Linked DNA regions of Homo sapiens: region 1 is linked to region 2. A link is a loop called in an ENCODE intact Hi-C map of the cell type or tissue named here. Cell type or tissue: sigmoid colon. All regions are shown on one strand. Links, peaks and the distances in the headings refer to the core of each region. The heading gives the core; the rest is flanking DNA.

Region 1 (16,484 bases), core at 6,664-11,663, 180 kb after region 2:
CCCTCTCTTTTGCCCTGAGTCCTCTAATAGAACATTAACTTAGTTGGGACATTCTTTTAGATGAACTAAAAATAATAATTATATGTGAAAAAAACAAAAGGGTACTATATTGTCCTCAGAGCAGTAAAACTGTTTATTTAGAGAGTCACTTGAACAAGGCAGACACAGTGTAAGGTCCCAGGGGGGTATTCAGTTTCCATCATCTGGTTATTTCCCCAGGTCCTCTCTCATGCATCACAAAGCTCTCTGTGAATCCACTTAACAAGGAAAGAACTAACACTCCTGTTTATTTGCTTCAACACTCTTGTCAATAAAAGGTGGTACACCTAAAGGATAAAATAAATATTCAGCCACAAAAATCATGCTGCAAACATATATATTTTTACATGGAAAGGTATTCTCTTACCTCTAAAAAGCAGATTAGAAAATAATATGTTGAGTTTGATCTCCTTTTTGTAAACAATCAATGTTTTTTAAATTGCAGTAAAGTATACATAAAATTTACCATTTAAACCATTTTCAAGTGTACAGTTGAGTAGCATTACCTATATTCACAGTCTTGCGCAACCAACAACATCCATCTCAGAACCTTTTCATCATCCCAAACTGAAACTCTATATATATAAGTAATATGAATATTTACATATTAACAGAAAAAGTCTGAACAGATATACACCAAAAATGTTAATAGTGGACAATTTTAGGTAGTTTTTTCCTATTTTTTAGTCTTCTATATTTCCTAATTTTTTCTAAAAGGAAGTGTATTTCTAGTGTAATTTTAAAGTAACTTTAAGTGATGTTTTTAAAAGACGCTGAGAGTTAAAACATTAAAAAAGCAAAGAGGCTGGTGCAATGGCTCACACCTGTAATCCTAGCATTCTGGGAGGCTGAGATGGGCAGATTGCTTGAGCTCAGGAGTTCAAGACCAGCCTGGGCAAATAGCGAAACCCTGGGCTCTACGAAAAATATAAAAAATTAGCCAGGCATGGTGGCACGTGCCTGTGGTCCCAGCTACTCGAGAGGCTGAGCTGGGAGGATTGCTTGAGCCCAGGAGACAGAGGTTGCAGTGAGCTGAGATTGCACCATTGTACTCCAGTCTAGGTGAGATAGTGAGACCCCGTTAAAGAAAAAGAAAGAAAAGAAAAGCAGGATTAGAGGCCATGCTCATCACCTTGTTATGATCTGGTAATTTTCCTCTGCTTCCTAAAAATAAGAACCCCAAAGCTTAGCTGGGTACACTATGCTCAGCCAAAAGACAATATTTCTGGTTGTCATTCTTGCAGTTAGCTGTGGCCATAGAACTAAATTTTAGCCAAAGAGAAAGTGCAATGTGTAACTTCCCAGAAATGTCCTTACAGGGAAGGGGCACATTCTTTTTGGTCTTTTCTCCTCCTGCCAGCTGTAATACTGATGCAATGGCTGAATCTCTAGCAGCCATATTGGACAATGTGGCAATACGGTAAGAACGAACAAGAAATAAGATAGATGTCTCTTTTTTTGTTATACGCAGTCATCCTAATCTTAACTGATAAAATCACAGTCATCCCTTGGCATATACTGGGAATTGGATCCAGGGCCACTCCTGCACCACATATACCAAAATCCACACACACTCAAGTTCCAAAGTCCACCCTCTGGAACTCACATATATGAAATGTCAGCCCTCCATACATGCAGGTTTTGCATCTCATAAATACTGTATTTGCAATGGAAATTTGCTTGAAAAAAATCTACATATAATTGGACCCATGCAGTTAAACCCATGATTTTCAAGAATCAACTGTACCTCCTAAATCATTTTCCTTCCTAGCATGTCTTATGTTCAGCGCTATACTTTTGTCAACCATGATCATAAAAAGAATATACAGAAATTGGGAAATAACAAAGGTGACCAAATCCAGAGATGACCAATTATTGACCTTCTTGTTTGAATTCACTATAGAATTTGCCACTGCCACCATTCTAGCATTCTGAAACTTCTTTTCTCCACTGCAGCGGTACTCTGTAGGTTTTGTTCCCGTCTATTTCACCTTTTCAGTTTCCTTGCAAGGCTCCTTTATAAACTGACTCTCAGTTTCTCTAAACTGTTCTAACTAAAAGTCAGTTTTGGTGTGTTTTTTTTTTTCATATATGTTTACTGGGTGTTTCAGTAAATCAGCCACCAAATTTTCCCTGAAGCAGTCATCCACTCAATTATTACTGAATGCCTAATAACTAACCATGTATTGAATGCTTACTATATGCAAGGAACATTACATATTTTATCTCTAATCCTCTCAGCAACTCCACAAGCTAGGGATTATTATATTCATTTCAGAGATGCGTCTGAGGCCCAAAGAATAATTACCCAAGTTTTCACAGCTGGTAAATGGAAGAATCAGACTTTGAACTTAGGCTTATTTACTCCAAAGTCCATTACCCATTCATTATACCCCATGGCACACACAAGTCTATGACTCAAAATCCAGACACATAAAAAGCTGAATAATTTAAAAGGTTTTGCTACTTGACTCAGTACATGTTTATGACACATTTTTTATGAGTACTGTTTGAGTGGCTGTCAGTGATACAGAAATGTTTAAGTCTTCAAGTAAAATGAATAAGATAGAAACAAATTAATGGTTTAACAAGGTAGAAAAGGAATACTAAGAAGTTCCGGGAATTCCTACAATATAATGGAATGCTTCAATTTCTCCCCCATAAAAATATAGAGAATTAATTTAAAAAATCTAATCCTTGTTGAAACTCGCCCACACCAAGTAAATAGAGTGGTAACAGATATTACAACCTTAAAATAGAAGTAAAACCTTAACAGAACTTGCTGTGACATTTAAATTAGTACCTTTAAAAAGTAATTAGGAAAGCATTTTCCTTCTACAAGGTACGCTACAGATTATTTATTTCATCAAATCTTAATCTTTAGGGAGAAAAATTACACAGAAGCTTAGCTTGTCTAAATTGTCTATTGAAGTTAACCAATTACTGATTAAAAAGGGGACAGGAAGTGTGTAAAATTAGATTATCTGCTTATATTTAAATGTATTTTGAAAAGGTCTGAAAAATTCCTTCACAAAGTGAGACAAGCTATAAATGGTCAAATAAAATTTTAACAATGCATAGCTTAGACACGAATGTGGGACACACAGACCCAGACTCAATTTTAGAACAATATAACTATCAATTGTTTTAAAGGGACAATCAGCTACTTAACTACTAAGCAGCTTTTTAAATAGGTAATTCTGCAGTTAAAATTTATTTATTTATTTATTTATTTATTTATTCGAGACGGAGTCTTGCTCTGTCACTAGGCTGGAGTACAGTGACACGATCTCAGCTCACTGCAATCTCCGCCTCCCGGGTTCAAGTCATTCTCCTGCCTCAGCGTCCCGAGTAGCTGGGACTACAGGTGCGTGCCACCACACTCAGCTAATTTTTATATTTTTAGTAGAGATGGGGTTTCACCAAGTTGGCCAGGATGGTCTCAATCTCTTGACCTCGTGATCTGCCTGCCTTGGCCTCCCAAAGTGCTGAGATTACAGGCATGAGCCACCATGCCTGGCCTAAAATTTATTTTGTAATGTAGGATACTTTTGAAAAATTCAAACTTTAAAATCCTCCATGAAAATCTATGATAGACTGTAAATAAAATCTAGGGGCAAAATGAACTCAGCATTGATCTCTAAAAAACAAATTCAATTGGTATATGCTCTATTGGTTGTTAGAGGAAAATATTAAATTTCTAAGATAAAAAAGATAGGCTGGGTGTGGTGGCTCACGCCTGTAATCCTAGCACTTTGGGAGGCCAAGGTGGGCAGGCTGCCTGAGCTCCGGAGTTCAAGACCACCCTAGGCAACACGGTGAAACCTTGTCTCTACTAAAATACAAAAATTTAGCCGGGTATGGTGGCACGTGCCTGTAGTTCCAGCTAGTCAGGAGGCTGAGGCAGAAGAATAACTTGAACCTAGGAGGTGGAGGATGCAGTGAGCTGAGATCACTCCACTGCATTCCAGCCTGGGTAACAGAATGAGATTCCATCTCAAAAAAAATAAAATAAAAAAGATTTATTTTGATAATGCCTTGTAATTCAACAAAAAACTAGAGCTATAAATTAGAATTTGGTTTTGTGACAAAAATGATATATCTTTTCATTATAATTATAAAATATACTCATTATTAGAAATTTGGAAAATGAAGAAAGGGTTAAAGAAAAAAAGCCATGTCCTTATTAGCTCCAAACACTGACATTTCCTTCTTCCATTAGCATATGTCTATATTTTTAAATTTTGATCATTCTATATAAATTAGATATTTAGCATTCTTTCTTTTTTCTTTTTCATTTAACTTTATGGCATTTTCCCTTGTTGTTATAAAGTCTTCAAAGAAGTCACTTAATTCCAGAAAACATTCCAGTGAATTTACTTAACCACAGCTCACTTTAAACAATTAGGTTGCTTCCAACTTTTTGCTGTTACTACTAATGCTATGATAAACATCTTTGTGCTTTTTCCAATTCACAGATAATTTCCTTAGCACAGATTCTAGGAGTGAAATTACTAGCAAAAGTTACACAGTCAGCAGAGCCTGGGTAAAAGTGTATGTGAGTTGGCTTGTACTCTTTCACAAGAGCTGACTACTAAATTTTCAGGAATTTTCTAAGCCAGTTGTTAAACACAGCCATCATTTAAAGCTAAATGTTATAAATGTACCAATAAATAAAAATTATATTAAAACAAAGATAATAAATACTCAAAACACCTCATTTGTTAAATATGTTGGACATTTTACTATTATCTGTGCTCTTGGGGTTGCTTACACTATTGTATCCAGTTGGCAGGATTACTATATGATGGTGTTCCAGTGCACACCCTTCCAAACTCCACATCTAGTTGTATCATGTTGGTGGCCTGACTGAGGCCATGGTGGGAGTTGTAAAATGGAACAAACTGGGGGCTTTTTACCCCCAGAGACTCCCAGATAATTATCCTGATCAGTCAGTTGGTGAGTTATATATGTTTATTTTACTCTCAAACTGCCAATGTTTTTCTACCCGTATTTGCTTATAAAAAGCCCTTAAAAAATAGAGGCATACGCTGATGGCTAAGCATTTTAATCGTTTTGTTACCTGACTCACTCAGTAAATATTTTTGAAGCATTTTTGATAAGTACTGTGTTGAGTGACTGTGAACTGTCTTCAAGTAAAATGGACAAGATAGGAACAAATAATGATTTAACAAGATACAAAATGATTACTATCAACAGCTGCCAAAAGAAAGATAGAAAATAATAATTGCCATAAGGCAAAATGATATAGGGATGCCAATAAAGGAGAGATTATTTCCTGCTGAAGAACTGTAAAAGTTCCATAAAAGGTAAGGCATTTATAAATGAATAAATGGTGTCAGAGAAAAGTGAAACGATTGTTTAAGGCTATCAAAAATTTTGTCCTCTTCTTTTCATGGCACTTTGACATATTTGTTTTATAACCTATATCACTCTCCACCTGATATGGTTTGGCTGTGTCCCCACCCAAATCTCATCTTGAATTGCAGCTCCCATAATCCCCACGTGTCATGGGAGGGACCCAGTGGGAGGTAATTGAATCACGGGGACAGGTTTTTTCCCATGCTGTTCTCATGATAGTGAATAAGTCTCCCGAAATCTGATGGTTTTATAAAGGGCAGTTCTTCTGTACGCGCCCTCTTCTCTGCGGCCATGTAAGACATGACTTTGCTCCTCCTTCGCCTTCCACCATGATTATGAAGCCTCCCAGCCATGTGGAACTGTGAATCCATTAAACCTCTTTCCTTTATAAATTACCCAGTCTTAGGTATGTCTTTATTAGCAACATGAGAACAGACTAATACACCATCGTATGTTGTAATGACTATAATATACCTCTGCCTCCCCCTATTATAATATTCATATCTCCTGAGTAGTCACCTTTGTATCCCCATCATAGTAGGTGTTAAATAAATGTCATGCTTTTAATAAGTGAATGAAAGAATGATTTAATGAATAGGAGCGCACATTTATGAGCTTATAATGTGCTAAGCACTATCCTAAGCACTTTACATATATTTAATCATTTAATGTTTACAACACCATGAAGTAGATGCCATTTCTACCAATGAGAAAACTCAGCCATTTTACAGAAAAGCAGACTGAATCACAGAGTGTTTTAAGTAACTGGACCAAGATTGCACAGATGGCAGGAGGGCTGGGTTTAAAACCCAGTCAGCCTAACTCTGGAGCTCCTGCCCTTCACCATGCCTCCACACCCCCTCTCAAATAAACAAAGCATCCCGGGTGGCCCTAGTGGGTAGGGTTTGGCACTCTCAAATAAGTGACTGAGCAGTAAACAAGATAGCAATGAATCCACATGCTCCTTTTTTTTTTTTTTTTGCATTCATTCTTATATTGTTTCCAAGTCAAAAAGTAATAATGAATGCTCCTAAATTACGTATTCCAATCAATGTAATCAGTTCATTCACATTCAGAATAGTACAGGTCTCTATCTTAGATTCCTACATTTATTTATTTATTTATTTATTTATTTTTACTGATCCTTAAATTTAAACAAATAAGTGAGTCTCAAATTTGGCAAGTTTTGACCATACAAATTTCTCCATGATCTCCTAATCAAATATTGTTTTTAAAGAATACCCAAAATTTGCCAATTAGAAAGAAAAACACTATTTAAATATTCAAAAAAGATGTTAAACACTCCACCTGAGTTTTGATAATCCAACAAGAATATGCTTCTATCTGGTAACTTGTACTTGCTATACAGTGATGAGTAGAGAGTAGGAGATATGGTGTAACTGTGTCACAAATGTACCAGGGTAAAAGTCACTCTGGCACATCCTGAAGATAGCACTAATGGGTTCTGAGAGACAAAGAAGACTGAAATGCTTCAAAGCAACTTGCTCAGAGACTGATAAATCTCCAAAGCAGAATCAACAAATGTAAAAAAACAGGGCTTGCATGTCCAACAATAACTCATACAAAGTTACCTTCCTCCATCAACTGTTAATGGGAAAAAAAAAAAAAAAGAAAGAAAAGAAAAGGAGAGGGAGAGAGAAAAGGCAATCTTTGTCCCTGATAAAATATCTTCATAATAATGGAGATTTAAAAATAACGCAAATTACTAACCTTACCAAAAATCAGTTCTGATTTCAATGCCAATGAAGGAAAACATAGCCATTAGGTAATATTATCACAACAAGACCAAGATATTGTATTTATTCTCATAAAAGGACATGGAACTAATTTATAAATCAAGTTTGGTCAGTCAGTCCTGCATTATTATCAAATAAAATATTTGATAACATGTACTCATCTGGGCACTGCTTCATGAAAAAATTCTGACTTATTTATCACATCCCAATTCTAAGAATATGGAAGGATGAGCTCCTGGATGCCTGACCTTTGTACTTATTTAAGACATTACTTAATAGAAACTGCACCTCTCAAGTCTATTCTAATATGATGCATGCAGGAAATGCAAATTTGCATCCAAAATATTTAATGTTTAAATAATACTAGACAAGTTTTTAAAATCATAGTAAATTATTTGTTGTCCATCAAGAGCAGAGAAAGTTATATTCTACGTAATACAATATTCTGATTTAGTTTCCTCATCTGTAAAATAAGACTGTTATGGATTAAATGAATTAATATTTGTTTAGTATTTACAGTAGTCCCTAGCATATAGATTAAATGCTACATAAGCAATTATTAAATAAAGTAATATCATTGTGGCAGATCATATTTCCAAAAATGGCTTCAGCCGTATTTCTGGTCCAGCATGCTCTTCCAGAATCTTGCCAACCCCACCCATCACATGGTAGAGTCTATTTCTCTCCTCTTGAACCTAGGGGGATTTCTAATTATTCTGGCCAACAGAGCAAAATAGAAATAATGTTCTGTGACTTCCAAGGCTCTGTCATAAGAAGGATATAGCTTCTGCCTATCTTTCTCTTTTTGAAATGTTTGCTCTGAGGAACCCAGACACTCTACTTAAGGAAGCCCAAACTAGTTCATTTGGAGACATCACATGGAAAGACCCATGTGGAGAGGAACTGGGGCCAACAGCCAGTGACATCTGCCAGACATATAAATGAATGAATGATTATAGTGCCTAGCCTTTGAGGTTCCAGCCTCAAACACTGTGGAACTAAGAGAAGCCATTCCTGCTGTGCCCTGTCCGAATTCCTGACCCACAGAATCTGTGAGCATAATAACTGATTGCTTTGTGCCACTAAGTTGTGGGGTAATCTGTTACACAGCCACAGGAATGGGAACAATAAAACTGCTATACTTTTAAAATTTGCATTGCAACTAAAATCAAAAAGATTTTTAAAAGACTTACAAAATTAAACATAATGCAAATAGAGCAGAGAATAAACAGAAGATACACACATAAAACAAAGTTGAAACAACTGTCAGGCATCTGACATATAACAACAGCAACAGCTAACAAAACAGTTATTGTCCTCCATGTGTAAGAAGCACCACAAAAAGTTATGATTTAATGCTCCCAATAACCCTATAAGGATACTGTTATATTTTTATTTTATATACCACATGCAAATAAGAAATAAAATATCCTAACACTAAATAAGAAATAAAATACCCTAACACTAAGACTATAATTTCATCCTGCTTTGTTGCTGGCACGTTTTGAATGCTGGTAGTAAACTATTACTACTAATATAGACCAGGGTTTGGCAAACTTTATCTTAAAGGGCCAGATAATAAATATTTTAGACTTTGAGGGCTCTCTCTCCTCTCTCGCTCTCTCTAGATATATATATATAAAATTCTTTGTTTTATGTTTGTTACAATCACTTAAAACTATAAACCCATTCTTAACTTGTGAGTGCTACAATAACACGCTGTGCACCAGTCGTGAGCCACAGTTTGCCTGACAGACCATGGTAGAGAAATGTTAATACTATAAGTTTAAATTAATAAACCCATCTTTATTATAATACTCATAATAGCATCTACAGTTATATGAAATTAAGAAAACACACTTTCTTGCTCTAGCTTATTATTATCCACTAAAAGTACAAGCTTCCCTGAACTAGGTCAGTAAATGAAAATCTAGACCGAAGAATCCATTATTTCCATTACAATAAATGTCTCTTCATAATTGACATTTATCTACTTTGAAAAGGTCTAGGATACTGTCTGAAAGAAATTATTTTTCTAGGGTCTAACGGCTTCTCCAGGCATCCACATAGATATCTCTGTGTTTGTTTATTGAGATTCATGACAGCCCAGTGTGATTGATAAAACACTGAACACTTCTAACCTTTAGTGTCGATGCTTTGCAAGAAAATGTTTATTATTCTTGGCAGGAAATGATGGAAACTGGTGAGAAACAGCCAGACTAACTTCATATGTAAGTGAACTGGAATTTTTAGGGAACAGTTCCCTCTAGTAAATTTGTCTACACACAGCTTAATCAAGCAAATTTACAGCTGTTAACAGGTTGTGCCGCTGTATTCCTGAACATATAAATAAACTTCTTAATCAGAACAAAAACAGGTTCAGAGTCCAGTTGTTTAAACTGGAACTGGTACAGCCAGTACCTAACTGTAGTTAAAGCAACTGTCAAAAAGAATCATAATCAAAGTAGAAAAAAGTTGTTTTTCTGTTTCCTCAAAGCTACGAAGATGCTGCTCAGTGAACACTTCTGTGATCATCTAAACTCAAAGCTACATGACCTCATTTGAAGTAAGATGCCCAAACTAATGACAAATCAAACAAATGTGTTTTCTAACCAAGGTTCCAAATTAGGAAAAAGCTAATTACTTAAATTTAAATTGGAAGGGAAAAATTTTGGGGAGCCTGTTAATCAGAAGGCTCTTAGAAACTGGAATGGATATGGGAGTGAGGAAATGAACTCATCTGTATAAAAAATGTTTATTCACTTTGACCAGGAATGTAAAAGTAAATAAATTTACGTAAGTAAAAAATAACAAGTAAAGGTTCATATACACCCCTCTTTACAGACTGAGAGTAGATATGAGTTGATTACTGGTAAATAAGGTGTTGCACACACTATGTTGATAGAAATGGGATGCCCTGCAGAACTAATTAAAACAGTCATCAGAAAACCAATCCAATCATTAAAAATTCATACTAAAAATTAACATCCTCTATTTTGGTAAATCCTTGGAAAATTAGAAGTATTATTTCAAAATATCTGATTTTTTTCACTATTTTGTATGACTCACTACCTTTCTTTCATCCAAAAGATTATCCAAACTACAAAGAAACTTATATCCTTTGTACAATACAAATACAAATATAAGTACAGACAAAACAGCTAAACACACAGAAAACCCACAAAATAGCACTTTGGAACCTACATTACTGTATAATTGAAAAAGCCCTATTTATTATAAATTCGCTTAAAAAATGTCATGCCCTATATAAAACCTAAATTTTACAATAGATACCTAAATTCTGTAATATCTACTAAATTCTACCTTTCTCCAAATTATTCCAATATGACTTCAAACTAAGTGTCCATAGTATAAGCTGATCAGAAGAAACAGCTCAGTTGTATACATTTTCAAAGTAATGGAATAAGACCCAATCTCATTAAAAATAATAACATTTTACAAGAATATCTATAAGCATCTGAATTCTTCTGACACAAGAAATATTTTTATATTAACAAAACAGAATCCATTACTCTAAAATCTTATATATTTGTATTAGAAAAACAGGGAGAAATTGGGTCTGAATAAATAAAATGAATAAATGATACAGGACCCCAAACAACTATCAGTTTTTCTAATGAAGCTCTCTCTGATGAGCCAAGGTTTCAATGATCTTTTTATCTGAATTTCTATAAATCTGTGGACTAAATCACGTATAATCAGTTGATTATATATTGACTTGCATTAAAGTTATTTCTTATTTTTCTCTGTACTTTAAAAATCATTTTAATCTCATAGCAAGCTAACTACATCTATAAGCAATTTTTACACCAAGTACTCACCTCCTTACAACTCTCCTTAGTGCTATGGAAAGGTAGGTTCCAATTAGATATAAAGAGATTTGAATATCATTTAATTCAATGGATTATGGGAAGCCATTGAAAAAGAATGAAATGATAATAGCATATTTGAAGAGCAGTAAGCTAGATGTTTTGTGCAGGTTGAGGAACTGGAGGAAAACAAAACAAAATTGAGAAACTACTCAATTGTTCACAAAACAGGTGGCAGTTAACTGAATTAGTGTAGTGAAAAAAGAAGTGGAAATAAGCATAGAAACAAATGAATAGGTTGAAGGAGCCTAGAAATAAACAGTCACAAGCTGGTAATTTATTACATATGAGAATAAGATAGAATAGTCTAAGATAATTAATTTCAGTTAAACAAACATTTATGAAGACCCTAATTTTTGCAAGGCACTCGAAAATATAAAAATAAATTGATGTTACTACTTAGCAGTCAGTAAAGTATTATGAAGAAAAATAAAGCAGGAAAAAATAGAGAAAACTAAAGGGTGCTATTTTATAGAAGAGGTCGTCTAGCAAGTTCTCTCTAGTGAGGTGATGCTTGAGCAGGGAACTAAATAAAGCATGGGGATAAGCTATATGGATATTCATGTTGGAAGAAGTTCCCAGTAGAAGGAACGAATATTAGGAGCTATTATGTAGCAAACCCTACACTAGACACTAAAAATACATGAGTGAACCAAAAAGGTACATGTATTCCAGGATTTTACATTACTGTAAATAAATGAAGAAAAACATAATGTCTTGGAAGTGAAAACTTCCATGAAGAAAAGGCAAAAAGATAAGGAAATAGAAAGTGATGAATGATAGTGCTGTTATTTCTACTTTACAGATAAGGATATTGAGAAGTTAAATACAAACTGATAAATTAGAGAGCAGGTATTTAAACCCACAAAGTCTCACTTCTAAGCTCATTCTTTTATTTACTATGCCATTCTCTCCCTCTGTACTATAAAATCTCCAGTGAAAACCACAAAATGGCAAAAATCACAGTCCATTCTTTGTTACACCCCTAATCAGTATGATAGCATACAGGGGATGCAAAATAAGATTGAATTGACTCTGATTTCCACCGTAGATATAATATTAAAACTCCATTACAATTAAAGAAGCCACAATCCTGAAACTAGGGAGATGGCTCTTCTTATTTAGGGAAATCCCATTCAACAACAACAATAGTTTTTTAAAAATGTATCATTTAAAGGTAAAAGTGATAGGTTTCTAAGGAGATCAGAGTGAAAGAGAACTACTCAAATGGGCCTGCTGCGTATCTCTACGACAGCAAACTATTTACACGGCCTTGGCAAATGGTGGGATGAGAGACTATAATCAATGAGGGAGGAAAAAACAAAGTTATCACTACACAGATGTAAAGTGAACTAGTGACAAGTTAGCAATACGTATCAGGACTCATTGACACTATTTGCCCAAGTATTTTCTTCCTCATAAATCTTCAGGATTTAAAGTATTTCATTTCAACACTGCTTCCTATCACTTAGCAAACTAGTTCACAACTGTCAACACTTTAAACTCATAAACCAAAGGAAGAAAATCCCAGGGCCAATGGGAAAAGGTCTCACTGCACCATAATAATCCATTTAATCTATCTTATTTATAATTATTTTACTTCTTTCCCTAGTTAGAGAGCAATACATATTTAATCTTAAAAATCTGGGAAATTCAGAACTACATAAAGGAGAAAATAAATATCAACCTTAATTACACCGCCCGAAGGTAATCACTGTCAATATGATGGAATGTTTATTTTCACTCTTATTTCTGTGTGTGTGTGGTGGTGGAGGTTTTTGTGTGGGTGAATGTTGCTTTTTATGAATTGTTATCATACATTTTACACAGCTTTGTATCTTACTACTTTTCACTTAACATTAACATTATATGAAGATCAATTTGTCTATATTTTAAAATATAAATTTTAACAATGGTAAAATATTGTACTATATGTAATTAACCATCCTCTTGCTGATTATAAATTTATGCCATTAAAGATGATACTGGCATGAGTATCACTGTATGTAATCTATATGCAAAATAATGATTATTTTCTCAGAAAAAATTCCAAGAAGTAAAACTACTGATTCAAATTATATAGACATATTCTATATAATTTTATAATGTTGCCAAATATCCTCTACAAAGGTAATCAATTTACATTTCCTATGTTACCTGAGAGTTTCACCCCATACTCACCCACAAAAAAAATCATATTTTTAAAAATATAATACGCAAAAAAGTCATCATTCCAATTTGCATTTATTTCAGTAATGTAATTTGCTTTTTCTTTATTTTTTTACTATTAGCTACTTGTTTTTCTTCCCTGTGAATTCCTTTTTGTATTATTTGGCCATTTTTCTATTTGGAAGTTAGCATTTTTACTCTCATTAACATAAAGGAACACTTCATATGGAGATATTTGCCCTTTATCAACACACATAATATAAGTATCTCTATAAAGAACTCTTACAACTCAACAATAAAAAGACAAATTACCCAATTAAACAAGAGGCAAAGGCTCTGAAAAGACAGTTTGCCAAAGAAGAGATGTAAATATCCAATCAGCACATGAAAATCTGCTCAACATCATTAGACATTAGGAAAATGAAAATCAAAACCATGATATACCACTTCATACTCGTTAGAATAGCAGGTATAATTTTTTTTTTAATTTGTAAGGAAAATAAAAAGCGTTGATAAAAGTGTGAAGAAATTGGAACCTCACACAGTGCTAATGGTGCAGCTACTGAGAAAAACAGTTCGGCAGTTCCTCAAATAGTTAAACATAGGATTACTATAGAACCCAGCAATTCTACTCCCAGATATAGAGTCAAGAGAATTAAAAGCACATGTCCAAACAAAACGTAGATACAAGTATTCATAGCAGCACTATTGATAATAGACAAAAAGTAAAACTGAGTCAAATAACCATCAAATAAAATGTGGTATATCCATACACTGAAATATTATTTGACCATACATAAAAGAAAATAAGCATAAATACATGTTGTAATATAGATGAGCCTTGAAAACATTATACTAAGTAAAAGAAACCAAGCACAAAAGATCACATTTGTATAGCTATATTTATATGAAAGGTCCAGAATAGACGAATACACAGTGACAGAAAACTAATAGATTAGAGGGTGCCAGGAGCTGGGGGAAAGCAGGAATCTGGAGTGACTACTAAGGGTTTTTTCTGGGATGATGAAAATGTTCTGGAGTTATATACTGGTAGTGATCGCACAACTCCATGAATAAAGTAAAAACCACTGAACTGTACACTTTAAAATGGTGAATTTTATTGCATGTCATTTATATCTCAATTTCTAAAAGACTTAAAACATTAAAAATGGAACATAAACATAAAAGTTAATACTCTATCATCAGCCCAGGAGTTTATAAGACCAGAAATTCCACTTTATGTATTTATCCTAATTTCAGCTTTGCTTGGTACAGCAAAAGACTAGCAGTAATTCAAATTCCTATCAATAAAAAATTGGGTAAATATATTATCACATAATATTATTAAATACTATGAAAGTATTTTTTAAATGATGCACTCCTTATATAATGAAATGCAAGGATTTCCAAGAAATATTAAGTGAAGAAAATAAGGTACAAAACAGTATGTAAAGTATGCTACCAGTTATATTAAAAATACACACACATCCTCATATATACTTGTATATGCAATATTTAAAGCGATAGCAACTAATAATTTTCTAGAATAATTGAAAGGATACCAAAAATAGATTAAACAACTTTTTATCAGTAGGTTTAAAAATTAAGATAAATCAACAACTTTCTGGAAAAATGTTATTAAAAAGATCTCAAAAGGAAATAGAAAGTTTGGATAACTATTTAAAAACTGAGTAACTAATAAAAATATACCCATAGAGAAGCTAGTTGTAGTACATAAAATCAACAAAGAATTGGTATTTATAATATATAAAGAACTTCTGCATGTCATTAAGAAAAAGGCAGACAACTCAAATGGACAAAAACTTGAGTAGGCACTTGGTATGGTTTGGATCTGTGTCCCACCCAAATCTTACGTTCAAGTATAATCCCCAATGTTGGAGGTGGGGCCTGGTGGAAGGTGTTTGAATCATGGAGGTGGATCCTTCATAAATGGTTTAGCACCATCACTTTGGTGCTGTTCTCCTCATAGAGTTCTCACGACACCTGGTTGTTTAAAAGTGTTATCACCTCCTTCCTCTCTCTCTTCCTCCTGCTAAAAGTGTAGAGCACATCCCTCCTCTCTCTCTTCCACCTGCCATGTAAGATGCACCTGCTTCCCCTTTGTCTTTTGCCATGATTCAAAGTTTCTTGAGGCCTCCCCAGAAGCCGTTATGCTTCCTGTACAGCCTATGGAACCATAAGCCAGTTAAACTTCTTTTCTTTATAAATTACCCAGTATTAGGTATTTCTTTATAGCATGTCGAGAAGCAATACATCACTTCACCAAAATTATACAAATAACCAATAAGTATATGAAAAAAGTGTTTAATGTGCTTAATCATCAAAGAAAGGCAAGTTAACAGCATACTACATGTTATTCAATATACCCACTAGAGTAGCTAAAATATAGTAGTTAAATACGAAGCCCAACAAGAATGTGCAGCAACCAGTACTCCAACACTGCTGGTAAGAATATAAATTAGTTCAACAACTTAACTGTTTGGCAACATCACTAAGCTAAATACATGCATAACTGATGACCCAATAATTCAACTCCTAGGTTGAAAGAAATGTGCAAATAAGTCCACCAAAATGTCCATAGCAGCCCTATTTACACTAGGCTAAAACTAGAAGGCATGCAAAACTCCATTATCAGTAGAATGGGCCAGGCATGGTGGCTCACGCCTGTAATCCCAGCACTTTGGGAGGTCGAGGCAGGCAGATCATGAAGTCAGGAGTTCGAGATCAGCCTGACTAACATGGTGAAACCCCACCTCAATTAAAAATACAAAAATTAGCTGGGCGTGGTGGCATGCACCTGTAATCCCAGCTGCCCAGGAGCCTGAGGCAGGAGAATTGTTTGAACGTGGGATGCGGAGGTTGCAGTGAGCTGAGATCTGCCATTGCACTCCAGCCTGGGCAACAGAGAGAGACACTGTCTCAAAAAAAAAAAAAAAAAAAAAAAAAAACACACACACACACAGTAGAATGGTAGAATGGATACATAAATATGTAATATGTTCTATTGTATGAATAATCACAAAATAGTATACTGCACAGCAAACAGAATGAACCACAACTACACAATACAACATGATGAATCTCACAAATACACTACAGAGTGAAAAAGGCCATATACCAAAAAAAAAGCATTCTGTATAATTTCATCTGTATACAGTTCAAAAACGAACCAAACCCCCCTAAAATACACAGTTTAGAAACTGGAGTAGGTGGTCACCCTCAGAAA
Region 2 (16,484 bases), core at 3,767-8,766:
ACAAGCTCCATCTTTTCAAAGAGAGGTAAGAAGGAAGTGGTTAATATTGCTGTAATAATCCCCAAATCAAAGCCACCATTTGCACTGCCTATGTTCTTGGGCTCCCCCATGCCAGACGCTGAGATTGCCTTCATGGACAAGGAAGGTGCCACAAAAGAAATGATTAAAAAAAACTAGAAGACGATTACTCCTTTGTGTCTTCTGCCTGAGAGCCTGAAATCTGAGCAGAATTCATCTCTGTTTCTCTAATGAATTCCTCTGCTGCTGTCATGCGGTTAATTCTCCGCATTTTCTACTACCCTGATTATTAAATGAAAAAAAGAAAAAGCAAAAAGGAAAAGGAGCCAGCCAATATAAACATCAAAGGGTACTCCCACTTCTGTGGCATTCAGATATTTTCCAGAGCTCGACTGTGGGGACAAAAGAGATTGGCGGGTTGCTGGGGAGTTGTTTTCTGTTTCCTCTGGGAGACAATGGGCCAAACCTGCCAGACAACGCTACAGTGCAAGTAGGTGGCGTATCACCATGCAGCAAAGGTTTTCTCAGTGAAGCTGGATGTTCCCTTGGCTTAGCCAAGACAGACCCAAGCTATTATTGAATGGCAGTGGGTGGAAGATGAGACCCAGGCCCTCCCTAGAGGGAGAGTGGCTGTAGACATCCTCTATTGGGTCTCGGACCAAAGAACTGAAGGGGGAGGACGGAATGAGATGAAGGAGGGAGGCAACTTCAGAAACTTAAAACCAGCACATTTTCATTTCCTGAACCTAAAGCAAATAACTGTTTGTGGTATTCACTGGAGTCTGAGTTTTTTCTTTTGTCAAGCCTATAGACTCCACAAAAGACTGACTAGAAGATTGGTCTGAAGTTCTGAGACTGAATGGGAATAAATGTAAACTCTATTACATGAACACAAGAAAGAAAACTATTACAGGCCTAAGTTCAGGATGAAAGAATGAGCAGTCTGAATAAGAGTTCATGTGAAAAAGATCTAGGGGTTTTAGCTGACAGTGAACATTACATGAGCCAACAGTGTGACTTGGCTGCTGAAAACCCTGATGATATTTAAGGCCAGATTAGCAGAAGTATAGTGTTCAGAGTAAGGAAAAAAAATAGTCTTTCTGTGCTCTGCACTGGTCTGGACACAGTTGGAGTGTTGCTTCTATTCTGGATGCCAAAAGTTAAAGAAAATACAGAAAACTGGAGCATGTCAAAAGAGTCAGAGAAAGAGAAAAGATACAAAAATCATGTCATGCGAGGAATAAGTAGAGAAACTAGAATTGTTTCAACAAGAAAAAAGAATTCATTGGGCAGATTAGCTATCTACGAATAGCTGGAGGGTACTCTGTAGGAGAGAGGGCAAACTCATCTCCATGACTCCAAAGGGCAGACAACAGGCAGAAAACTAGCTCAATATAAAAAGAACGTTTCCAACAATTCAAACTGTCCCCAAATGGAATAGGGTGTTTTGTGTAACAGTTATTTCTCCAGCATTGGAAGAGTTCAAAGTCTAATGAACATTTGCCAGGGATTTGTAATTGAGCATTCCAGCATTAAGTGGGAGACTGGTGTCAATGTCTTATTAAAGTCTTTCAAACTTCAAGGCTGAGAACTGCATAATAATATAGAAATAATAATAAAAATCAAAGGTATCTATTATTGACTTAATATATCAGCCAAAAATTTATTCATAGTCATTCAAAATACCATCACAATCCTCTGCACTGAGAACCATAAGATATTTCTGAGTGAAATTAAAGGAGACCTAATCAATTGGGAGAGAAAACATGATCATGGTCATGGAAAATTCCATATTATTAAAGATGTCAATTCACCCTGAGTTCAACACAGATTCATTACAATCCCAGTGAAAACTTAATAGTTTTTTCTCAAAATTTTCAGGCTGAATCTAAAATTTATATGAAGTGCAAAATATTTATACCAAAAAAATTGATTTTTTAAAAAACTCACAAAGTCAGAGAACTCGCACTACCTGATATTAAGACTTAGTATAAAGCCTCAGAGCCTAAGCAACATAGGAGTGGTGTAAAGATAGCAAATCCTGCTGTGGAACGAAATGGAGAGTCCAGTTAGAGTAAAGCATATGCAGTAAATTGATAATTTTTACAAAGGCTCCAAGATAATTTAATAAAAAGAGAAAACCCTTCAAAAGATAGCTAGAGAACGCTGGAAAAATATATGGGAAAAAAATGAACCTTGATAGCTACCTCATGACACACATAGAGATTAATTCAGGATTGATCATAAACATAAGAGATGAAACAATAAAGCTTCTAGAAAAAGGTGTAGAAGAAGATTGCTGCAACCATGAGGTTGACAAAGATTTCTTTAAAAGGCTATAAAAAGAACTAACCATTTTAATTAAAACTTGCTCAATAAAGACACCAGTAAGAAGGTAAAATGACAAGCCACGGACTGCGAGGACATAGTTATAGTACATATATCTGAAAAAGGACTTATATTCAGAATATATTTTTAAAAACTTCCAAAACCAACAATAAAAAGACAAACAGCCAATAAAACTGATCAAAAGATTGAAGAAACACTTCACAAAAGAATATGTGAGTGCTTAATAAGCACATGAAAAGGTATTCAATATCATTAGTCATCAGTGAAATCAAAATTAAAATTACAGTGCAAGACTGTTTCAAGCTTACTGGAATGTCTAAAATTAAAGAAAAAAGCTCTTAGTGAAACTGTAGAACAAACATAATTATTTTATATTTCTGTTGGTAATGGAAAATTTGTATAACCTACTTTGGAAACAGTTTGGCACTTTATTTTAGAGTTAAACATTCGTCTATCCTCTGACCCACCAATTTCAAAAACAGAACTTGTATAAGCATATTCATAATGGCATTATTCATAATAACCCTAAAGTGAAAATTACCCACATATCTATCCCTAAAAGAATGGCTAAAAAGTAATTGTCTTATATTTTTACAATGGCATACTACTCATTACTAAAAAAGGAATTAACAAAAAATACACACAAAACATGGATAAATCTAAAAAGAAAGGCCGTCTGAAAGAAGCCAGATATCAGTGCTTGATTTCTACGTATGTGAGTTTCAAGCACAGGAAAAACTAATCTGTAGTGATAGAAATCAGAAGAGTGATTGCCTAAGGAGGCTTGAGATTGACTGGAAGGGAACACAAGAAAATATTTTTTTCAAAGCTCATTGAATTGTCCACTTAAGATCTGTGCATTTCAATCTCTAGAAATTTTACCTCAATAAAAGAATAATATCTCTGCTTCCTTTAAAAAAAATCATTGCATTTCCTTGAGTTAGTATCATGAGTAAATAAGGAAAACTTCCCTCCAGTTAGAGTCTTAAACTAAAGAAGCCATTGTTTATAGGATTTCCAGCATTCTAATACCCTTTCTAAGATGTTTATTAACCTGTTTTGTCTTTTAGATACCTGTCTTCAAACAAAGTATACTCCATGTCAAAAGAGTAGAACTCCTTGAGAATAAAGTCTATGTTTTATTCACCTTTGTGGGGCAAGCATAGCATTTGATCCAAAGTTCATACCAAGAATATTTGCTGATTATGCTAGGACTATACCAGGTATTGTAGATATAGCAATAAACAAAACAGATCTGGTCTTAGATATTGGGGAACCTGTAATCTAGTGTGGGCCACTAATATTAAATAAAAAAGTCATACAAATAAATATATAATTATACAATTATAATAAATACAGTGAATAAAAAGAGGAGGAAGAGGAATTATAAGGGGAGATCTAATTTTCTTAAAGGAGTGATTTTTACACAGAGACCCATAGAATAATAGCAATTGGCAAGGTGAAGATTGGGGAAGGAAGACTATTATTCCATGGAGAGGAAAGAACCTGTGTGAAGATGTGGAGAAGTAGGAAAGAGTGAGGAGGAGGCAGAGTGGGACCATGCAGGACTTTGTAGGCCATACAATGATTTCTACGTTGAATTCTAAAAGTACAACCAGAAGCCAATGAAACATTTTAAGCAGGGAAATAATATAAACCTATCACCCTGGCTTTAAACAACCTGTGTTTAAAAGTATTAGAACAGTAAATTTCACATCATTAATGGATCATAAAGTGAATTTAATTAATCATGCCCAGCAAGAAAGCGACAAAGGAATATAATTTTTTTTTTTTTTTTTGAGATGGAGTCTCACTCTGTCGCCCAGGCTGGAGTGCAGTGGCGCAATCTCTGCTTACTGCAAGCTCCAAGCGATTCTCCTGCCTCAGCCTCCCAAGTAGCTGGGACTACAGGCGCCTGCCACCACGCCCAGCTAATCTTTTTGTATTTTTAGTAGAGAGTGTTTCACCTTGTCAGCCAGGATGGTCTTGAACTCCTGACCTCGTGATCCACCCAAAGTGCTGGGATTACAGGCATGAGCCATTGCACCTGGCCCCTAATTGTTGTTTTTTTTTTTTTTTTTGAAACAGAGCTCTGCTCTTGTGGCCCAGGCTGGAGTGCAATGGTGTGATCTCGGCTCACCACAACCTCTGCCTCCTGGGTTCAAGGGATTCTCCTGCCTCAGCCTCCCAAGTAGCTGGGTTTACAGGCATGTGCCACCATGCCTGGCTAATTTTGTATTTTTAGTAGGGACAGGTTTTCTCCCTGCTGGTCAGGCTGGTCTCGAACTCCTGACCTCAGGTGATCCACCTGCCTCAGCCTCCCAAAGTGCTGGGATTACAGGTGTAAGCTACCATGCCCGGCCAGGAATATAATTTTTAAAAATATCAAAATGCATGATACTGAGAAAAGATACGTATTATTCTGTTAATCTTTGATTTTGGATTTACTTATAGATACATAGCAACACAAGTATGTGTACTGGGAGTATCATGGATGTATTTTTTAATTGTAGGTCATCCTCAAAAAAGTCTGAAAGCTGTTAATTAGAGGTAAGTAAGAGTGGAAACTGGGAGAGCAGTTAGGAGGTGACTGGAGAAGCTGAGATGGTAAATATGTTGACAGATTTAATGCTCATTCTGGAGGCAGGCATTTGAAAGGACTGAAACAACAGGTGGTTGTTTGCATTTGGAGGGCAAATGAAAGGGACATGTCAAGGATGACTCAGGTTTCCAGCACCCATTAACTTGAAAAATGAACGAATGGGAGTGAACAAATGAGTAAAGATGGCATAGTAAATCTAACTAAAATTGTAGTTTTCTTCAAATTTAACTATAAAATAAAATCTATTCTAATTATTTAAAATAGTAGAAACTTTTTCCCCCTTGGTTTCCCCTCACAAGGTTTTTAGAGATATGGCCCAGGTCTTCTTCAACTTCATATCCCCAGGTCCTACCACAGTGCTTGCCACCAAGTACATACTTCGTTATTATGTGCTGAATGAATTAATGAATGGAGTAAAATAAAAACAAAAAAGTGGTCTTAGGAGAAAATAAAGTGTTCTATAGTTCTTAAGGTCAAGGAATAGCAAATCAACTTAGGATAGACTTTTCTTCTAAGTTGCCACTTACTGATCAAAAGCCACATTTTATAAAACTAAAGGAAGAATATCTTTAACATTATAATCATACTATAAAAGTATTCTTCCCCCTTGTACTTCTAAATATTAATAAATCTCAAAAGTCCTCTTTTACCACACTGTCATATCTCATTCTCACTCTGTGTTTACAGATTTGCAAAAGACTCAAAAAGTTCTCAGATCACAGTTATAAACATTACTCAGATTATTCCTGTGTATTTGGTAGAGGGCAGATATAATTCTCTATTTAAAACAAAATAAATGGGTCATGGACAATATTCAAGAAACTCAAAGCTACACAGCAGCTGAGTTCACAGTAATCCGTCCCTGGCCTTCTGGTTTGTAGTTAGCCGTGTGGCACTTTTATTACTCCCTAACTAACACCATTTTTTTGTTGATCCTGATAGTTAAGAGTTGTCTATTCAATTTTCACTCCCTCAAGGGCAGACACCATGTCTTCTACTATTACTGTATTGTCCATAATGTTTAGCAGTCCTGAACACAGCAGACACTTAATATTTCTTGCCTGGAATAGCAGTAAAATTAAAACAAACATCTCCTAATTTAGAGGTTAAACTAGACTCTGCTCCCTTCATCAAGCTGTACTGGTCTTGCATGCAAGTTTTATCTCCAGTAGTCCTTGCGTTCCATTACAAAATAGCAATTGCCTCTTCTCAAAATGAAAAACATTTTCCATTGTGTAAGTTATACTTGCAACTATGATGTTGAAATGTTCCTCAAGTGATGATTTTCATCTATGCTGCAAAGGAAAAAAGTGTAACTCATAAGCTTAATTCTTAAAACAAATCCAATAACTGTCATTGGTCCTAGACAGCCCTCTTAGCTTGTTTGTTTCTTTTAATGTCCCAGGCCATTTCTCCCAGAATTCGTGGTAGTAAACAGTCTAATGAGTGTGATCACAGAGAGACTACTGCTGGTATAATGAATGTGATCCCCATTATTTCTAACAGATAACATGCCATCTTACAGAAAAAAAAGCGTTGAAAGGTGGTAGAGTGGAAGCCATTGGTTAAGAAGTTTGAAGGCGGGCTAAATTAACACATTCAATCAGAAAAGCTTGTTCCCAGCATTCTTGCCTCAACTTGACTTGGTCAAAACAGACTGGTGAATGAGATTAGGTATATCATCTTGTGTTCTGGCTCACTGTTCACCTTAAATTTTGAGTATCTTTGAAAATCACAAATTATTACAACACTTCAGTCACTAAAAGTTTGATGTAATTGTTTTGAGAACAATACTGACTACTTTAAAGAGAATTTTGAATTTTACCAAGTGTTTTTGCATCCCTTTAGCCCTCTGTAGCAGTTCTGATAAATCTAAATATCATTGTTTCCATCCAGTTATGAGAAAACAAGAGATGCATGCAATTTTGTGCCAAGCCAATTATCTGGAGGCTGCTTGAAGATATGGTCCCAGACCTCAATAAGTTTGCTTCTTGTTGAGGGAAAAAACATGTACAAAATCAATTAAAATACAAGGTACAGTGAACTAAGTGCTTCAGCAACAGGTCAAATAAAGTGGTACAAAGAGCAACATTTAAGTCCAAGTAGAAATCAGGGAGGAAATTTAATGATATAAGTAGCATTTGAGTGTTGTCTTGAAGGATGTCAAGTATTGTAATGGAGATGAGGAAAGAATTCTAGTCTGGGGTAACAACACTATCCAGGCTATAAAGGGTGCTAAGTGCATGCTGTATTCAGGGAAGCACATGAAACCTGTGTGGCTGGAGGGGTCACGCGGGATCAACAAGTGAAGAAGAAAAGTTTACCTGAATGAGATCCACAAAAATGTTATCAGTAAAAAGTATGAATTTAAAGTTTGGAAACATTTTGAGTGTCTCAAAGAAAAGAGCTGTGTACCAGCTTTTGTGTTACATTGCAATTTAGGATGAAGCTGACAATCAACACATTTGAAAATATAACCTATCACTAAATTCCTTGATCAGAAAAATCAATTTACGTAATTATTCCAAAATCCATTCAGAAAATGACCCTATTCAAACTCCTGGATATGCCAATATTTTAACAAGGGTAACTCATAAGATGAATTCTCATAAAATAAGGGAGGATTTAAAACCAAAAAGTTAAAAAAGGAGAGAGAGATTGACTTACATTTAAAATCTCATTCATCAGGTTCAGGACCAGTAAAAAGGGCTGCACAAAGAGCTCTGGTCTGTTTACCTTAACATCAGCAGAGACATATTGTCACAAATAGAAAACCTGAATTCTGGATAGGAAAGTCTGTTTTCAGAGAGCCAACATATAACTTCTGATGGCTGATATTGAGATTCAATCAAACTTGGCACCAATTAAAAGACATTGTTTGGAGAGCACAGGCTTAGTGTTTCTATTATCATCAGCTGAAATATAAAGATTATAATTTGATCTTTCAAATTTGGAATAGAAAAATCTGTTTTCAGAGAAGCCAACATATACTATTTAATAACTTTTGCAAGGCAATATAAACTTCTCTTCTTTTCACAATGAAACAAGAAGGAGCACCCAAAGAGAAGACCTCATGAAAGGCTCCTTTCAAACAGTGGCTCTTGCTGTGTCCTCTTGATTAAGGGCTCATAAATAAAAGGACACAACAGCTGCAACTTATGATTAACCATGGTATAGTATTTCAACCAGTGAATAACATTACAGTTATTAGAACCAACAAAACTCCTTATATTCACTCAATACATGACCTTGGCTTTGTCTGGCCTGTAGGTGACCTGAATTGAAGAGAGATGTCTGGGTTAAAATTTAACTTAGAGTCTGAAAAGCTATGTCACATGGCTGGGAAGTCAGTAATGTTGCAATTTCAGGAAACACCCTCCTTTAAATGTGATTGGATGGTATAAAGGTGAATCTGAGTGTATCTGAGTATATCATAAAGCTAACTAGTCAGACTTGGACAGCCCTTGAATGATGTCCAAACATTTGTGAACAGTCTGAGTAAACCACTCAGGTTATTCTTACACAACCAAGGTAACTTTACTGCCTGCCATGGGCAAGTAAGTGCTCTCTAGATTATAGTTGTAAACAATTCTCAAGTGATTAATGACACATATTCTTTCTCTGCCCTCTACTGAGGGCAGAACTCTCTTAAGGAAAACAGAAAAAGTCTTCACCCTTTGATTTACAGGCTAAGACCAAAGCAATCTGAGTTTCCTCTAAGTATGAGAACCTATTCTGAGTAAGACCTGGGCTCCCAAGAGAGACCACAGAAGACAGGAAGAAAGGGTCTTCCATTATCTCCTTCCCTAGAAAGTATGCACTGAGAAGCTGCTAATGTTCCCCAAGTCTCAGATGGGTTCAGGACCGAATTCAAAGAAATATTTTCCCCATGACCATAACAGATGAAAACTAAAAGAGTATGACTTTTCTCATTTTAATTGGTAAGTAACCATATCACTTAGTTCTTAGACACTTTCTTATCATGGGGCCTCAAGTTACCTTTTATTGGGTTGTCCTACTAAATGACCTGATCATGTAATGGTTTCAAACTCTGTTATACAGAAGCTCAAGTTTCCATAAAGCAAATCTATGGCCTCCACAGAAACCATGATCCAAACACATATGCTTAATTTTTGTCAGTTAATCACCAGTTCATATGTTAACCCTGCAACAGAAGTTGGGTTTCCAAGCATGAATACTTAATTATTTAAGCAATTACATTTCTTCTCCCATCTCTGCCAAGAAAACACTCGATTTCTCTAAAAATGAACAATAACATTTATTTAACACAAGTACTTTTTTATATTTATAACATTCTTTTAAGAAAGGATATTGTCTCTTTTTTTAAAAAAAAGCTTGTAGTAATATAGCATTAACTAACAGCATTTAGATAATTAACATTGGGAAATAAAGAGATGCATATTTCTCAGGAAAATGGAGTTTGCTTGAATCTTCCATTTCATTATTACTCATAAAATGTAAAACACTAACCACATGAAGAACTTAAAATTCATTAGACATTATTTAAATCAATGGGATAAAATGCTAGCTTCTAGAGAGAATATAGATCATGATGTACAACAGTACTGAGCACAGATTACATCCTAAATGGACACTTGTTAAATTAAGACAATTAACCATAAAAGTAAAAACTAACTTTTTAAAAATGGAGTCAGGAAAATTTTAATCTGAACTTTTCATCTTGATGTCTCCAGAATATAGAGTACATAGAATATAAAGCATATAGAATATAGAGTGCCTTGGATATAACAGGCATCAACAATGACTGATTATGTGAATGAATGAGCTTATTGATTAATTAATGGAAGAAGGGCAACTGTATACTAAAATTAAGATAAGCTGAGAAGGGATAGGGTCATTTAGGTTACTGAATATAGTAGGAAAAGATGTCCATTTGGTGGACATGTTTTTTAAATCTGTTTTTCTATACATTTAAAACTCTGCTTATACATGTTTATCTATTTATACATTTTTAAAAATCTGTTTCCATATATACTTTTCAAAGAACAATTTAAAATCTGAATCAATACAAAGTAAAGATATTTCAGCCTTGATTTTCTAGCACAAAAAAAGTACCTGGACCAGCCTTTTAAGTAGGGAAATGTGTTTATTTTCTTTGAGTGCCTAATGTAAATTAAAGGTATTGATTTCAGGATTATCTTTCAAGGAAACTACTAAACTCTTTTGTTGAATCAAATTACTCCGAGCAAGTTTTCTACATCTAGCTTTTAGAAAACATGCATAAATATCATTTCCTTTAATATGTCAGCAACTTTTAGTGGGAGAATTTTGAAATTAATTTGAAATTATTTTGAAATTAATTTGAAATCATTCCACTTCTTTAGCAATGGTAAAAAGCATCTTTCAAAAGGAATATTTAAGGGAATTTAAATTTAAGGGAGGCCAGGTGCAGTGGCTCATGCCTGTAATCCCAGCACTTTGGGAGGCTAAGGCAGGTGGATCATCTGAGGCCAGGAGTTCAAGGCCAGCCTGATCAACATCGTGAAATCTAATCTCTACTAAAAATACAAAAATTAGTCGGGCATGGTGGTGGGTGCCTGTAATCCCAGTTACTCAGGAGGCTGAGACAGGAGAATTGCTTGAACCCTGAGGCAGAGGTTGTAGTGAGCCGAGATCATGCCACAACATTCCAGCCTGGGTGACAGAGTGAAACTCCATCACAAATAATAATAATAATAATAAATTTAAGGGAAGGGGTAGTTGCTTTTTTTCTATAAGGAATAAATAGTGAGGAAAAGGAAGTTTGATCCTAACCATATCTCTCTGCTGTTTAATACCTCAAGTCTTAAGATTTATAGTTTCTAATAAAACATTATCAAGTGAGTAGAAAAATGGATGAAATTTGTTTTTAGTCACTGATCTATAATTGCCACTAGGAAATCAATATTTTAGGTTGAATCTCTCAACTTTTGAGATTAGTAGCAAGACAGTAAACAAATATTACTTGGTTTGAAACATCTACAAAAAAATACTTGTTAATGTCCCCTTTCCATAAAGAAATAGACACTAGATGAACTGAGGAAATTATGTAGTGGTCGCTCATATTCAAGTACTTATTGAGTACCTCTGGTGATATAAGAATGACTAAAATATTGTTCCTACCCTCTGAAGGCTCACAGCCCAGGTACAAATTCAGACCTGGCAAATACATCAACTGTATACTTATGATTTGTGTACTTTACGATATGTAAATTATATAGTAACAAATATATAATATTAATTATTGTAAAATATAATACATATGCAGCAATAAATTACACAATAAAAAATTAAAAGAAAGATTAGGACTGGTAAGGTAAGTTAAACTATAGCAGCAGAACCACTACAATAGAAGTAGAGAACAAGGAGGAGGAGTTGTGCCTAGGGGGAGGAGCAAAGCCTTATCAAAGAGCTATAAACATACGAGTTTCACCAAGCAGAGAAGCTGGCAAAAAGCATCCTAGTGGAAGAAAAGTCGATGCAAAACACAAGGATGAGGAACAGCAAGAAATCAGTGTGTCTGAAGCACATACATGGCTAGAGAGGTGACCCAAGAAAATCTTACAAACTAAGAGAATAAATTTGGATTCTATTCTTTAGAGAAGAAGTCAAAAGAAGTCTCTAAATAGGAGAGTGACTAGATCAGATTTGTTTCTAGGTGGATAACTCATTCCACCTTTCCAAAACAGAGGAGCATCACCTCTAAATTCCATTTGATTTCACAAGTTCATTGCTAGAAAGAATGTCAGTGTGGAAAAAATTGCTTTGATGAAGTAATCAATTCACGATTCCCATTATCAACACAACAATCACAAGTAATGGATTGGCTAATACAAAAGTAGAGCCATAGACAAACCTAATATTGTTGCCTATAGCAACTGCTTCTGAAAGATCATTCCAAAAAACTCTTTCTTACCTAAAAGAAGAAGAAAGAAGAGGAGAAAGAAGAAAGATGGGAGAAAGGGAAGGGGGAGGAGGGAAAAACAAGGAGAGAAGGGGAGAAAGGAGGAGGGGGGAGGAGGGACAGAAGGGAGGAGGTAATGGAGGGAGGAGGAGGAAGAAAAAAAGGAAGAAGGGAAGAAGGAAAAAGAAAAAAGAAGAACAACAAAGAAAAAAAAAAAGAAATCACTATCCAGCTCTCCTTTTTAACTTTGTAAGACATGTACCACTGAAATCACGGACTAAATGACTCTGAAAGAATATGAAAAATTAAGACAACTGGTATTACAAAGGGTTTTATAAAATATGTCCAGGCCGGGAGTGGTGGCTCAGGCCTGTAATCCCAGCACTTTGGGAGGCTGAGGCGGGTGGATGACTTGAGGTCAGGAGTTCAAGACCAGCTTGGTTAACATGGTGAAACCCCATCTCTACTAAAAATACAAAAATTAGCTGGCCATCGTGGCGTGCACCTGTAATACCAACTACTCAGGAGGCTGAGGCAGGAGAATAGCTTTGACCCAGGAGGTGGAGGTTGCAGTGAGCCGAGATTGCGCCACTGCACTCCAGCCTGGGTGACAGAGCAAGACTTCACCTCAAAAAACAAAGAAAAATAAACAAATAAAATAAAAATATGTCCAAAATGTATTAAGAGAAAAAGATGCAAAACAGTATATAATATATAAACACATTCTTTGTGAAGCAAATGAATACTAAATATGTTAATATACGCATTGAAAAAATTTGAAGGACTGTATACAAACATGCTAATATCAGTTAAGTCTAAGATTATGGGGAACTTTTTCCCTTCCTCCATAGTGTATCTCTGAAAGGTCTGAATTTTAAGGGTATGTATTACTTTTACAAACATAAAAGCATATGAAGGATAAATGTAATTTAAATGAGATCTCTTGATGGTGGCCCATAATCACAAAGGTTGTGGGAAGTTGGATAAGTAAAATAAGCACTTCCATGTGGGTGTCACCACTAACAAGCAGGTTTCCCACATTTCTATGTGGTCAGCATAACATCCCAAAGGGATAGTTCTTTTTTTTTTCTTTTTCAACTTTTATTTTAGATTCAGGGGATACATGTGCAAGTTTGTTACCTGGATATATAGTGTGATGCTGAGGTTTGCGGTATGAATGATCCCCTTATTTAGGTACTGAGAACAGCACTCAACAGTTAGTTTTTCAACCCTTCTCCCCAATTCCTCCCTCCCTTCTCTAGTAGTTCCCAGTGTTGACTGTTGCCATCTTTATGTTCTTGAGTACTTAATGTTTAGCTTCCACTTATAAGTGAGAATGTGCGGTATTTGGTTTCGTGTTCCTGCCTTAATTCACTTAGGATAATGGCCTCCAGCTGCATCCATGTTGCTGCAAAGGACATGACTTCATTCTTTTTATGGCTGCATAGTATTCCATGGTCTATATGTACCATATTTTCTTTATCAGATGGGCACCTAGGCTGATTCCATGTCTTTGCTATCGTGAATAGTGCTGCGATGAACATGTGAGTATATGTATGTGTCTTTTTCGTAGAAAAATTTGTTTTCTATTGGATATATACCCAGTAATGGAATTGCTGGGTCAAATGATAATTCTGTTTTAGGTTCTTTGAGAAATCTCCAAACTGCTTTCCACAGTGGCTGAAATAATTTACATTCCCACCAACAGTGTACATGCATTCCTTTTCTCTGCAGTCTTGCCAACATGTTGTTTTTTGGCTTTTTAATAGCAGCCATTCTGACTGGTGTAAGATGGTATCTCATTGTGGTTTTGATTTGCATTTCTCTGATGATTAGTGATAATAAGTATTTTTTCATATGTTTGTTGGTTGCTTGTATGTCTTCTTTTGAGAAGTGTCTTCTCATGTCTTTTGCCCATCTTTTAATAGTGTTATTTGGGTTTTGCTGTTCAACTGTTCAATAAGTTCCTAACAGAATTTGGATATTACACCTTTGTCAGATGCATAGTTTGTGAATATTTTCTCCCTATCTGTAGGTTGTCTGTTTACTCTGTTGATAGTTTCTTTTGCTGTGCAGAAGCTTTTTAGTTTAATTAGGTCCCATCTGTCAATTTTTGTTTTTGTTCCAATTGCTTTGAGGACTTAGTCATAAATTCTTTACCAAAGCCCATGTACAAAATGGTATTTCCTAGGTTTTCTTCTAGGATTCTTATATTTCAAGGTCTTACATTTAAATCTTTAATCCATCTTGAGTCAATTTTTGCATATGGTGAAAGGTAGGGGTCTGGTTTCATTCTTCTGCATATGGCTAGCCAACAACCCCAGCAGTATTTATTGACCAGTGAGTCCTTTCCCCATTGCTTATTTTTGTCAGCTTTGTTGAAGATTAGACATCTGTAGGTGTGTGGCTTTATTTCAGGGTTCTCTATTCTGTTCCACTGGTTAATGTGTTTGCTTCTGTACCAGTACCATGCTGTTTTGCTTACTGCAGCCTTATACTATAGTTTCCAGTTGGGTAATGTGATGCCTCAAAGGGAGAGTTTTTAGATTTGTGCAGGGGTACCCCCAGGCCATGGACCAACACTGGTCTGTGGCCTGTTAGGAACTGGGCCACACAACAGGAGGTGAACTTCACCTCCTGTCAGATCAGTGGCAGAGTTAGATTCTCTTAGGAACACGAATCCTATTGTGAACTGCACATTTGAGGGATCTAGGTTGTGTGCTCTTTATGAGAATTTAATGCCTGATGATCTGAAGTGGAACAGTTTCATCCTGAAACCACCACCCCCGCCCCCATCCACGGAAAAATTGTCTTCCACAAAACTGGTCCCTGGTGTCAAAAAAAGGTTGGGGACCATAGGCAAGCCTCGTCTGCCTGAATTCTATTCTTTCTCCCTAATCTACTCAAGAACATGATATAATTCCTTGCCATGATCATGTTTTTCCTGTAGCCTTTAAAATAATTATTTTAATGCTGATAAATTTGCTATCAGTCTGTAGTAGCAGCAAATAATCTTTAGTTATTGTCTTTGCGACAAATAGATATGCATTTTGGATCTATGGAATTCCTTCCTCTTGCAGGAATAGCAAACTGAAATGATGAATTCAAGAGATTCAAGAATTTGCATGCCACTCCACTTGCCCTATACAGAAACTGAATTTCTTTAAGGCTAAATCTAACATGTTGGCAATACTTTATTATGTAGTTATTATTTATTTTTCAATGCGCAGTCTTACATTGTTTCATCTGATTTTCATAGAAACCCTATGAGGTAGTGGGGCTGAAAATCATCCCTATCCTTTTATTTTTCATGATTTTACATTTTAAGACATTTTGGCTGGTGGGGGTGAAGTAGTAAATACAAAAGGAGTACACTCCCAGTGCATAAAATTTGGAAATAAAAACAGAACCAAACCAAACAAAGAATCACTCCTAGTCCCACTGCTAGATACAACATTATAACCACTTAGGTTTCCAATATTTTTCAGTTATTCTTTGTATTTAAGCCTGTTTAAAGATGAGAAAATTTTCACATGTGTAATGAGAGTCAAAGCTAGGACTAAAACTCATGAACACTTTCCCTCATACTAGGAAGCCTCTTCCTTCTTATTAATCTGTCTCTCTTTCAAAATGCTCAAGCATTAGAAAGAATAAATCTTCAGAAACACAGATTTGGGGATTGTTCATATTTTGTTTCCATTTACAGGTAAACTTACCAATGGTCTTTGGAGAGAAGCACCTGCAGCATAAAAATTGTTGTCAAGCACAATGATTTTTAAGATTCTTTTTAACTCTGAAACAATTGTTCTCCTTCTTCTTCTTCCTGTTTTTTTTTTTGGTTTTTTTTTTTTTTTAGACAGGGCCTTGCTCTATCACCCTGGCTGGCTGGAGTGGTGCAGTAGCAAACTCACTCTAAGCAGTAAGGCACAGTGGCTCACGCCTGTAATCCCAGCACTTTGGGAAGATGAGGCAGGTGGATTGTTTGAGTTTAGGAGTTTAAGACCAGCCTGGGTAACATGGCGAAACCCTGTCTCTACAAAAGAAAAAAGAATACAAAATATTAGCCAGGCATGGTGGTATGCACCTGTAGTCCCAGCTACTCAGGAGGCTGAGATGGAAGGATTGCTTGAGCCCAGGAGGCAGAGGTTGTAGTGAGCTGTGATTGCACCACTGCACTCCAGCCTGGATGAGACAGTGAGATCCTGTCTCAAAAAATAACTTTTTTTAAAAAATCTCACTATAACCTTGCACTCTTGGGTTCAAGTGATCCTCCCACATCAGCCTCCCAAGTAGCTGGGAGCATGCCACTGGGACATCCAAGTACAGGTGCATGCCACCATACCCGGGTAATTTTTTTTTTTTTTTTTTTTGAGATGGAGTCTCCCTCTGTCGCCCAGGCTGGAGTGCAGTGGCGTGATCTCCGCTCACTGCAAGCTCTGTCTCCCAGGTTCATGCCATTCTCCTGCCTCACCCCCCCCGAGTAGCTGGGACTACAGGTGCCCGCCACCACGCCCGCCTAATTTTTTGTATTTTAATAGAGACGGGGTTTCACCATGTTAGCCAGGATGGTCTCAATCTCCTGACCTCGTG

The links. Peaks named below come from ENCODE experiments on the same cell type or tissue, not always from the same donor. Only the 100,000 strongest peaks of a DNase experiment are listed, where the experiment ranks them.
Region 1: a loop joins it to region 2, with 4 times the contacts of the local background. A loop is called at or near these places in 1 of 110 quality-filtered maps.

What each region holds. Positions count from the first base shown.
Region 1 is chr14:68,004,768-68,021,251 of GRCh38, reverse strand. The region is part of intron 7 of RAD51B (RAD51 paralog B); the gene reads right to left. Among named protein-coding and RNA genes, the nearest start is that of RAD51B, 190 kb to the right of the region's middle. In sigmoid colon, for the core only: no CTCF peak of the experiment used is centred there; no DNase peak of the experiment used is centred there; H3K27ac peaks cover 246 bases.
Region 2 is chr14:68,183,873-68,200,356 of GRCh38, reverse strand. All of the region lies in intron 7 of RAD51B (RAD51 paralog B), which reads right to left. Among named protein-coding and RNA genes, the nearest start is that of RAD51B, 370 kb to the right of the region's middle. RefSeq lists a silencer at 4,939-5,139 and an enhancer at 8,171-8,465. In sigmoid colon, for the core only: no CTCF peak of the experiment used is centred there; a DNase peak (open chromatin) is centred at 5,836; H3K27ac peaks cover 361 bases.